Regions from separate parts of the Homo sapiens genome. Here region 2 is linked to region 1. Evidence: chromatin loops called from intact Hi-C (ENCODE). Cell type or tissue: MCF 10A. All regions are shown on one strand. Links, peaks and the distances in the headings refer to the core of each region. The heading gives the core; the rest is flanking DNA.

Region 1 (5,927 bases), core at 396-5,395:
TGGATTCAAAGATGCAGTTTTGGTTTATGGCATTGCTCCACACAGAAGAGGGCTTTTACCAAAAGCATTTACCTATGAAGTTTTAAAATTTTCTTTTTAATTAAGTTCTTACTGAAATTTTTGCCTCCCTAGAGAAGACTTCATTAAACAAACAATTCTATTAGCCCATTATTTAATTTTATTTTTAATTATTTTATCACTTCTCCCAAATGACCTAGACACTTGCTCTGCCCATTTCTGTCAAGAGCAGAATCACCAGCCCTGTCAACTCTCTCCATACCTTGGGTGGAACAAAGATCTTTGAAATCTCATGAAGACCAGCAGACCCAATCTTTTGAAATAATGGAGACTGGAGAAATTAAGTGCAGAATATTCAGTTAACTACTTACCTAACACACACAGTCACTTTCAGAAAACTCTATGAAACATGGAAATCAAGATGCTGAAAACTCAGAGAAGGTATTTACTAAATTTTTCCTTCTCCATACTTTGTCTTTATAACTAGTGATTGGTACTTGACCAATAATGGTGAAGTAACTATGGAGAAGGACGTTTCTTGGAAAGGCTTTCCTTTCTTCTGACTGACATGGTGGAGGAACACAATCTTATTTCTGCCTTAAGGCTAATGACAATCTTTTGATACAGCATTCAAGGTTTTCCATGATTTAGACCCAGTTTTTCTTCCACTCTTATCTTCCACCACTGCCTCATTTCAGAATCTCTTTGCCAGCCAAGTGGGTATTTGATATAGATGAAGAATAAGGCATGAACCATAACCTTTTAGGAGTTTAGGGTTTAGTTAATAAAATAAGACTAACATACATAAAAATGAATGATGTAAGAGGGTTATGTAATGAAGGTTCATTAATATGGCATAAACTGTAGAGTTTATATGAATTTGAGAGAGAATGGATTAGTCAGAGAAAGCAATGTGAGCTCAAGATGGTTCTTGAAGAATGGGGAGAATTTCCATAGATCTGGAGAAAGGATGGAGGAGAAGAGGAGAGGAGGATGCAGCTAGGTGAGGGAAATCAAAACAGTGGATTTTTGCAAATAGGAATGCACATAGTGTTGGTGGGACCATAAACAAACCAACATGAATGGCAAAGGCAGTTCATGTTGAAGAGTAGGAGGAAACACATTTGGAGACACAGAAAGGAACTGGGTTGAGGTAGGCAACTTAAAAATAGGCAGAAGCACTGAAATTTGGTGGAGTATAAAATAACCATTGAAGGCTTTTCAGAAAACATGTGGATAAACCATCTGTCACTAAACTACAGATGACTGAAATATACATCGACTGATTTGTTTTTTTACTATGCATATTGGGGTTTCTGTTCAGCATTTGTCCAGCTTTCAACAAATCTTTATTGAATACCTATTATATGCTGGACAATATGGAGAGTGATAGCACTACAGGACAGACAAGATCAAAATCGTTTCAATACTCCTGGATCTTATATTTCAGAATTATTCATTTTCATTATGTTCTTTTGGCCCAGATCACTGTATCTCAGATGGAAAAGTTTTCAGTAGAAGTGATATCTTCACCATTCTGGGTTTGTAAGTTTCTTTTGTTTAACTTAGCCTTCCGGGAAGTTGATACTTGAAGACACAGCACTGTAATCCAGGAGACGCCTTGTCCGACTGCTCCAAATTGGTCAGGAGCCTCTCAGCAGTGCCCTTGACACCTTGTGCTTCTCCTTATTTCTAGATAGCATTTAGAAATAGCATAGTTTTGTCATGTCCACTTTCTTGGCATCTGCTATCTACTCCAACTAGATCATGAAGCAGGATATCCCAACATCTCTGTAGTACCACCGGAGGTGATCGACAAATGTTGGTTAAATGAAATTAATGAATGGAGGGGATGGATATGACTTTTCTTTACCTGAATATGTTTTTCTCTGGGGCAAGTTTTTGGTAGAGAAAAGTAGGGCTAATGTAAGAGAGAAAGATAAGTTCCTTCTTTATATATGCGATAACATTTTTGAAATGTAACTGTGCTTGGCTTTTCTTGTAAGACTAATTGGAATGTGGTTACAGAGCTGGATATCTTGTTTAAAGGTGATTTAAAAATGACAGATCCCATACATTTTTTCATTTCCTTAACAGCTGCAATGTTAGCCTACTCCATAAATCACAACAGTTGGTTCTATCTTAATGCCATAGGTATTTCAGTAATATAGACTGTTCAATAAATTATTGGGTAGTTATTAGAACGAGGTAAATTTGACTTAACATCTTAATTTGACTTAGGCATCTTCCTGGAACCTTCTTGCTCTGAGGTTTGGATGAAAAACACTTTGGATATCACCGTGAGACTTGCTACTTCCGATTCATTGTCTAGTATTCTCCTTGGCAGCTTTGCAAAACAAATCTTGGAAAGCTCCTAGAGAAAGCCATTCTTTTTAGAAAACTTGGAGTCTTTTGAATTCACGCTGGATGACAATGACAGTGAATGAAAGTGTTTGTCCTGTTTGTATATTTGCCTGCTGCTTTGCTCATTCACTCGCTATTCATTTTTTCCAATGGATTATTTATTTATTCAATTTTCAAAACTTAGCAAATATCCTAGATTTCAAAGTATCCTTGTACCCTATGGTTATGGGAATGTGTCAGCCAAACTCTAGGTGGCGCTCCACATCGAATTTAGGAGGCAGGGGAAGGAGTGTGGCAGTGGAGCTCTCAGGATGGCGTCAGAACCACAGAACACCCAGGCTGATCCCGAGAGCTTCCCGTGTGGGGGCGGAGGGTGGGGCAGAGCAGGATGTGTGCTTGGGTTTCACTTGGAAAAAACATACATCATATTGCAATATAATTTACTTTGAGATTTCAATTTGGAAAATGGCATGGAAATAATCCAGCTTGAACATCGTCCTCCTCACCTCCTGGACTAGGGCGAGGGCCCCTTATATTTCTTCATGGCAATTGTGTCACAGTTGTAAGTATTAAAGTATTTGCTTAATTATTTGTTTGATATCCGCCCACTTTGGACTGTAAATTTCACAAGGCAAGGACCTGGCTGCATGGCTCATAGCTATTTGCCTGCTGTCTATCACAACACCTAGCAAGTGACAGACGGTCAATAAATGTTTGTTTTGTTTGCTTATTTGGCTGCTGCTCCATTCATTTGCTTCACTGGGTTATTCATTTTTTCATTCCTTCGTCTCCACCCTTCCCTTCCTGCTCCACCCTACCCTTATCTTCCATCCCCCACTCCAACTCTCCCAGTCCTCCCAGCCCTCCCATCTACCCCATTCCCCACCCAGTCCCACCCTCATTTATCATAAGTCTTAAAAGTTAAGAAACCTAAGGGGGCTGTAGTGGGGTGGGGCAGAAACTAAATGTATGAAAGCAATCTTTAAATAGTCGGATTCTCAAAATCCGGAGAAAGAGTATTAAAAGGTAAGAAAGCAACAGTTTTGCCAATGCAAAAGGGAAAGTGTGGCCCCCTCAGCGGTCATTTCCCCATGCACTATGGCTTTCCTAAGCAGGTGCTGCACCTCCTGGGTTTTGGCAACTGGATGCAGAAGACCGGCAGAACTCTTTCCTCTGAATGGTCTGGACTGGGGACAATTGGCTGGAATCACAAGTGGCTTCTTTGCTCACTCTAGCGGTACTTCAGCTTTCATAAACAGCCGGTTCCTGGAGCTGTAAGGTTCCAGCACATCGGGGATTTCCCTTTGTTAGATCCTGACCCGCAGAGCTGTGTCCCAAGCCAAAACTGTTGTGTTCACCTCTTAAAAGGCTTTCAAAGAAGGAAGGGAGGGAGGGAGGGAGGAAGGGAGGGAAGGAGGAAGGGAAAGAAGGAAGGAAGGAAGGAAGGAAAAATTCTGGAAAATATCAGTTGTTATTCACAGACACCTAACTTGCCATTTTTAAAAACACATTTTAAAGTTGATATGAATCGAAAAAAAAGTTATTGTGATATTGGCAGTCAGCTCTCTACTGAAATGATGTGAGTGGAAAAACAAGAGTTTGGAAGAATGCGTCCCCCAAAATTCTTACATTGTTACCAACCACAGAAACAAAACATAGTGCTGGAAAGGAATTTCAAGTCATAGATGCCAAACCCCTGATTGTGTAGATAAAAATAATGAGGCTCTGAGGTAAGTGACTTGCTCAAAGCCACTCAATTCAGGAGTTAGAGCCAAAATTCATGACTTCTGGCCAATTCTGGGCCCTTGCCACTCCACAAGCTGCAGTTTTTCTGTTTTAGCTAAAATGAGTTTCAAACAGCCTATCCACCATAAATGTATTTCTTCAACTCTCATTCTCTTGTATAAGGCCTTACAGGGGACCCAACTTCTAATGTTGAAGGAAAAATATTGCATCTTTTAAAAAATGGTCAAAAGGAAAGGAAACTTCTAGGCATATAAATGTCACATCACCCTGTAAGTAGGAACCCATCATTATTGTGTGGGTAAGAAAGAAATAATTAAAGAAACCAATTTCAGTTAATTCCACATGTAGTGTATGCCTTTGAAAAGCATCCAAAATATTTTCCAAACATTCTCACATACACTGCACACATCTGTCCTATGTAACCTGAAAATGATTTACCCTTGTGAAATCATTTGCACAAACCTGCCAACCTTATGAATGATTTTGTTTGTCTACTGTCTCAAAATAATTGATCTTACATACGTTAAGCTAATTAAAATAGCCAGGCCCTTTCTTTGCAGAAAATCCACAAGCCCTCTTTCAATTATGCTTCTGAGGTCAGGAAAGCAATTCTTATGGAAAAGTAGGCTAGAATTTGCTTCAATTTATTAAGATAAAACATAAGAATGTATTTTTAATGCATTGATAAAAAATTCACCAAAATATTAGGTATTTTTAGTCAGTCTCCAACTTACTAAAGGGTCATATTCCAAAAGTTAGTGGATAAATGAGTTGTCTGGAATTTGGAGTGTATTTTCCCATAAAAACAGTGCTACCCATAGGAGTTAGTTCCCAGGCCACCCTTTAAGTGCTATTTAACCCATAGTGTAGCAGCCTATTGTGCACTTAAAAATTATTATTTTAATTTTGTTATTATTAGTTAACTGGCTCAAAAGTAACTGATTGATTTAGAGGCTGTTTTAGATGCTGACATCAGGAAAACCAGTTTCGATTATAGATACTTGAGATAGTAGTTGGAGACTTTTATGTCATTTCTGTAGAAGGCTTTGACGTACTTTGGAAACTCTAAAAATAGATGATACTTAATTTCATCTGCTTACTTATGACTAAAGGAGGAAACAGAGAGAAAAGCCTTGGCCCCTGCTCAACTTCCACCACTATTAGGAAAAGAAGACAAGAAATGGGATAAAAGGAAAAGAGAAAAGAAGTTAAAATTGTGTGCATGTATGTGCATGCAGAGATTAACTTAGCAGTGAACAATGAGGAAATGAGGAAATTGAGGCACACACAAGAAAGGAGATAGGAAGAGATATTGGTCTGAGACTTCTTTGTGTTGTTCACAAAGTGGCAGTGATGACCTCTAGAAAGTTCAGAAGAGAAAAGGAAAGTTTTAGCAGGTACTCTGTGAACTTATGTTTAGGATATGTAATAAACAGAAGTTGTTACTTGGGGACATGAGTTAACTGATTTAAGAATTGGACTCTCAGTTTGAATCCATACACATCTATGGAAGACCTACAGTGTTTCAAGAGCTGAAATATAGGACTAACTGCAAAAATTATCTGGCAATAACCCTTTACCTTGCAGAGATAATAATAGCTAGCATTTTTGACTCATTGTAACTCATTTAATCTTCACAATGACTCTATAAAGTAGGTATTAGTATTATTATTATTATCCCATTGTGTAGATGAGGAAACTAAGACACAGAAAGGATAAGTAATTTGTCTGAAGTCACATGGCTAGTAAGTGTTGGGGCTACCATGTGAACCCAGGTAGTGTGGGGATAGAACTTGTGC
Region 2 (5,927 bases), core at 277-5,276, 500 kb after region 1:
CAAGGGACGAGTACAGAGATGGAGTGCATGTGGTGTGAATAATCCCACGGTGTGGGGAGGAGCAGTAGGAACAGTTGTTGCTGGAGGATACCAACCTTGATCCTAGACTTCCAAATCAAATTGCTGCTTGCAATGGGTTAAGTCAGCTCTGGGAAATAGGGCAAATAGATTTGCCATTTGAATAGAGAGTATACAACAAAGGAAGAAATGTACGTAACTATGTGGAATATTGGAAAGTCTCATCATCATGGATATCCCACTGACATCTTGGAAATTCCTAGACAGGGCCTGTCATTAAATACAGGTGGATATTGGGAGAATAAGTGCTGTGTGCTCTCTCTGTCTGTCTCTGTTTCCGTCTCTCTCTCTCTCTCCTCTCTCTCGCTGTCTCTCTCTCTCTCACACACACACAGACGCGCGCGTGCACGTGCACACACACACATACACAGAGAAGCTTCCTATAACTTCTGGGGAGCATACAAAGTTAATGGGATATAAATTCCATCTTTTAAGGAACTCCTGGGTCCTTTTTTAAAAAAAGAAAATTTTAGAGAGAGTCTCTCTCTGTCTCCCAGGCTGGAGTGCAGTGACGTGATCATAGCTCACTGCAGCCTCAAACTCCTTGATTCAAGCAATCCTCCAATCTCAGCCTCTTGAGTAGCTGGTAGTAAAGGTGTGCACAACCACACCTGGCTAATTTTTTTTTAAATTTTGTAGAGAACCTCGTCCATGATGAGCACTTTTAGAGTTACAATTCATAAGGTGTCAACATAGAAAGCAGACTGGCATTCACATTAGCCATGAAAAGACTCTTTCTATCTAAATAGCTTAAAGTTTACTGGATTAAAAAGGAATTTCCTTCTTTATCTATAGAGATTATAGAATTGCTTCTTTTGTGATTTCCTTCTCTGTCTCTCCCGGAAGGCTGATCTACTCCTACTTGATTCTTACTGATCCAAATCATCCTACTCCAAAGAAGCTGAGTTGAGGTTTAGACAGACCACAGACTCTGTTTTATTGTCTCACTACTATAAAAGAGGGATAAAGATCCAATAAGCACTGCTCACTTTTCTTGAACATCTTGAGACCCTGGTCTCTTTCATTGGTAACCTTTAATTCTGGTTCAAGTGGTGAGAATGTATGTGTGTGCACATGCAAATGCATATGTTAGAAATGAGAATACTTTTTAAAGCACAAAATAAACTTTTCAGAAGCTTACCCGATATTAAGTCACTCTGGGAAGCCATATGCTTATTGCAATTTTGAGGCATTCATTCATCAGCAAGGTTTTGAAGGCTGGCTACACTGAGTGGAATATGGTCATTTAACAATGTAATCTTTGTAAGGGTCATCAATCTCATTTGAATAAATATATCAGTTAAATAGATCAATTTCAGTTAAATAAAATTATGGTACATACATAAGATGGAAAGTATTTCCAACTCTGAAGCTCTTAAAGAGAATTATTTAGCCCACCTCCAAGATATGCTGTTAAGTGAAAAAAGACAGACGCAACAGTGTGTTTCGTGAGCTACCATTTATGTAAGGAAAAAAAGGATATATATGTATATGCTTATATTATAAAAGCCCAAAACGTTTCTGAAAGACTACATAGGAAACTATAACTGTGGTTGCCTGTGGGAGGGTGGCCCCAGACAAGGCATGAAACCAGAGAAATGTATTTGCGACTGTGTATTTGAATTTGTCGTACATGTATATATTTTGCCTATTCAACAACAACAAAAAACTCAAAATAATAAAAAAGAAGTCATCTTTAGTCCTATCTTTAGTAGTTATGTGGTAGAGCACTCTACTGACATGAGGCTGGGCTTTGGGATCAGACAGGTGAAAATTTGGATCCAGGAAGGGCTCCGTGGCTCACGCCTGTAATCCCAGCACCTTGGGAGGTAAGAGGGGAAGATCGCTTGAGCTCAGGAGTTTGAGACCAGCCTGGGCAACATAGTGAGACATCCATCTTTATTTCTATTAAAAAATAATAATAATAAAATAAAATAAAAATAAATAAATAAAAGATTTGAATCCACATGTTAACTGGGAGACTTCCTGGAGGTGCCTTACCTTCTCTGACTACCCATTTACTTCTATGTAAAATGAGGAAAATGATAACCACCTAAAAGGATGGCATCCAGGATTAAGAAAAATAATGAAAGGAAAGACCCAATAGGCACTCAGAAAACTTTATTCCTCTTTCCTCCCTGCATGTAGGAAGGATCCTGGATTGGTTATATGATGTCGTTAGTAATTTTTTTTTTTTTTTTTTTTTGAGACGGAGTTTCACTCTTGTTGCCCAGACTTGAGTGCAATGGCGCCATCTCGGCTCACTGCAACCTCTGCCTCCCAGATTCAAGTGATTCTCCTGTCTCAGCCTCTGAGACAGTAGCTGGGATTACAGGCACATGCTACCATGTCTGGCTAATTTTTTTGTATTTTTAGTAAAGACGGGTTTCATCATATTGGTCAGGCTGGCCTCGAACTCCTGACCTCACGTGATTCGCCCACCCTAGCCTCCCAAATTGCTGGGCGCCCGGCCTGCCCTTAGTAATTTTTAAAGAGTTAATTGATTGCAGCCTGTTTACATTCAAAAATCTTTGATAAGAAGTGCCTCCATGTGCTACAGGAACAGATCCTGGGAGCCGACCTCGGTGCCTCAAAACCAAGATCCCAGCTGAAGCATTGTCTTGGAAGGAAGGTGGGTGTGAAGAAAAAAAGGAAAGAAAGGAAAAAGCAATTTTTTCTCTTTGTCTCAGTGCATGAAATTTCACCATTAAAGTTCTCTCTTTTATATCTTGGTGGCTAGTAAATCCCTAACAGCCCTAATATAGATGATATTTAAACCTCATCTGCTAACACTTTGCAGGGAATTCGTTTAAGCAATTAAAATCTTCCCTTTCCTCAAACACCGCCATCCGTAAAACAGAGAACCGTGAAAGGGAAGGCCGATGGCCCTCTAGTCTAGTCCAAACTGCAACCTGATAAGATTTTAGAAGTCACTCCTTCCTCAAGACCCTTTACTGCCATCTGCTGGAAAAATTTGGTATTAACACACAGATTGCCCTATGACTACAAGACAATGGACCCTCTGGGATTGTGCAACAAACACACCGCTTGCAGAACTGTGAGCAATGCCCCAAAACAAGCTTCACAGTTTTGCCAAGGGCTGGCACTACTGCAGCACAGCCGCCCTTGATCGGTTGCTGTCCCTTCAGGCGTGCGTCCCATGTGAATTCTTTCCTGCCAGGACTTTCCTTGATAACTCTTGTCCATCCATGGTACTAGATGATTATAGCTCCCTTTCTCCAGAACCTCTAGAATGGAATATCTGCAGGGCCCCTTCAGACCATTTCAAAGACCCCTTTAGGTGTCCACGACCTCCCCAGGTGAAAAATTTTTTAAGGAATGTGAATTCATTTTTCCATCATTACTTGAGGCAGCACCATAAATTGTGACAGTGGAGGCCTAATGGAATGCAGCATCGCACGCGAGCCCCATGGATGGGAAACAGACCTGATTAGGTGCCATCAAAACAACACAACTGACCATTGGAAACTCTGCTGAGGTCTCAGGTGCTGAGGAGCAGGAGAGAAGAAGAGAAAGAAGTCCTGTGGGGCTCACACAGCCGGCCAGCCTCTCATCTCAAAGACAGAAACGAGGTTTGGCTTCATTCTTTTCTGCCCACTGATTGCTTTATTTCAAATTACCCTAACTACTTAGCATGGCAAATTAAGTTAAAACCCCCAAAAGTTTGCGGAGAATGTCATCTAATCTGATTAAAAGGAATAGTCCCGTCACAAGCTAGGGAGGAAATGGAAATTACTCTGAGTGCAGTGCTATTAAATAATTTGCATAGACTTGCATATGGTATACATCAGAAAAGCATATGCTCTTTAGATTTAATGAAATAATTTTCCCTTTCTAAAGACTCTTACAGTCTCTGTCCTTCCCTATCTGTCTTTTCCTCTTCCCAGCTGTCTCTTTTTGAATGCTAAAATTATTTCATGAGGAGGGTACATAGCAATGCACAAATTACATGAAATATGTTAATAATCTTCCTGCTGGCAGGGCTGGGAGGCCCTGAAACTGCATTGCCAAACTTCCCAAATGTCCCCCTTGTCAATCTCACATAATTAAAGGCTCCCTTTACAACCTTAAAAGGTTCCGTTTGATTCATTTGGGGCTTCCATTGATGGGGGAAGGGTGGTTAAAACCAATCCTTTGGCTCTACTTTCCCAAATAATGTCTTCCTAACTCTATGCAATAGCATCTAAATCAAAATGAAAATGAAAGGAAAAATTGCCATCATGCCCATGTCATCTACATCAGTTGAGTCTGTGACACTGCCATTGAGGTTGCACACATACAATAATCATCCTTGAAAGATTTTTGTGCCTGCTCTGCTTTTCAGGATTCAAAACCCTTGACAAATGTTAGCTGCTATTAAAGCATCACCCCCATTCTATCAATGGAAACAAGGAAGCCCAGATAGGGGAGTATGATGGGCTAGTGGCTATTGGCCGGGGAAGGGAAGGGGAGGGGAGATGAAATCTAACTATTTTTGTATTCTCTATGGATATTCACTAGTTTTTTAGTAATATTTTAGCAGATCTCATGTTCAGTTGTAATGTAGCCAACAGAGGAATTCTAGTGAATTCCCCAACAAAATTACATTAGGATCAAATGTGATCGTTATAAACACTATCCAGATGTTGGGGATGGACTGGATATAACTCTTTAAGCCCCAAATTACAGTATAATAAATGCAAGCATGGGGATCTGCCAATACATCTGAACTTCGTGTCGGAAACCAGGTCTGACCTTAATTTAACTCTGTAAGGACCTAAGAATTTCCCCACTTGTATAGTTAGGATGCATTCAAACATCTCCAAGTGCCATATTGTCATGAGTTTTATCACTTACTTGAAGCATGACCATATCAGATTCTGGAGTCAAGCCAATCTTAATGCAAGCATTTTATTAACACATTTAGAAAGGAAACAGAATCACAACTAGAAATAACTATTGAGGTTATGAAACAAACCTGTGAAATGAAATACAATATAATATTAAAATCACATTTGTCCTTGGTAAATCTCAGGGAGTTAAGATAGTATAATAAGCACACACTAAAATATTGTACTACGTAAACCAGCAATGCAAATTACTACAGGCCCACAGAGAAAGATATAATTTGGCAAGAAAAAATTTCATCTTCTGCTCCTGAAATCTTTTCATTATGCAGGGTTGTTAGAAATTGATAACTTTGTGTGATAGCTCAAGATCAGGACCGAATATATCATAATTAGAATATCAGTGGTTATAGGGAAGATAAATAGTTCAAATATTCTAGTGTCAAATATTTTAAAATAATAGGCCCTTTGGAAAGCTGGAATCAATAGACTAACCAATTTATTAAGTAGTAAACTATGGGATGACTGCTATCTGTGTGATATCATGTTGGGTAATGCTGGAAGAAACAGAAAGTAAAAAGAAAGATTTTAAGGAGTTCCAAATATGTATCAGGTCCTTTAAGAAATGCATGTTCTTTATCTGATTTTAATGTAGGATGTATCAAACCACAGAATGGTCTCCTCCCTGGAGAAACTTAAAATATAGTGCCAAAGTTATGAAATATACAACCCCCCAAAATTCAGAAGTTAAACCATCAAACAAAATAATAGATGTCATGGCCGAGTGTGGTGGCTCACGCCTGTAATCCCAGCACTTTGGGAGGCCGAGGTGGGCAGATCACCTGAAGTTAGGAGTTCGAGACCAGCCTGACCAACATGGCAAAACCCCATCTCTACTAAAAATACAAAAAAAATTAGCCGGGCTTGGTGCCACATGCCTGTAGTCCCAGCTACTCAGGAGGCTGAGGCAGGAGAATTGCTTGAACCCAGGATCCAGAGGTT

What was found. Hi-C counts contacts between places; a loop is a spot of excess contacts. Peaks named below come from ENCODE experiments on the same cell type or tissue, not always from the same donor. Only the 100,000 strongest peaks of a DNase experiment are listed, where the experiment ranks them.
Region 2: it touches region 1 in a loop (9-fold over the local background); 10 of 110 quality-filtered maps call a loop at or near these places.

What each region holds. Positions count from the first base shown.
Region 1 is chr12:65,600,038-65,605,964 of GRCh38, forward strand. All of the region lies in intron 1 of MSRB3-AS1 (MSRB3 antisense RNA 1), which reads right to left. LINC02454 (long intergenic non-protein coding RNA 2454) reads left to right here and starts at 2,832. Exons shown (of 3, transcript NR_146529.1): 1 at 2,832-2,944. In MCF 10A, for the core only: a CTCF peak has its summit at 2,620 (motif pointing right); DNase peaks (open chromatin) are centred at 2,684, 3,664 and 4,094.
Region 2 is chr12:66,104,549-66,110,475 of GRCh38, forward strand. No RefSeq gene overlaps it. Among named protein-coding and RNA genes, the nearest start is that of LLPH, 23 kb to the right of the region's middle. RefSeq lists an enhancer at 2,742-3,243. In MCF 10A, for the core only: a CTCF peak has its summit at 3,052 (motif pointing left); a DNase peak (open chromatin) is centred at 3,073.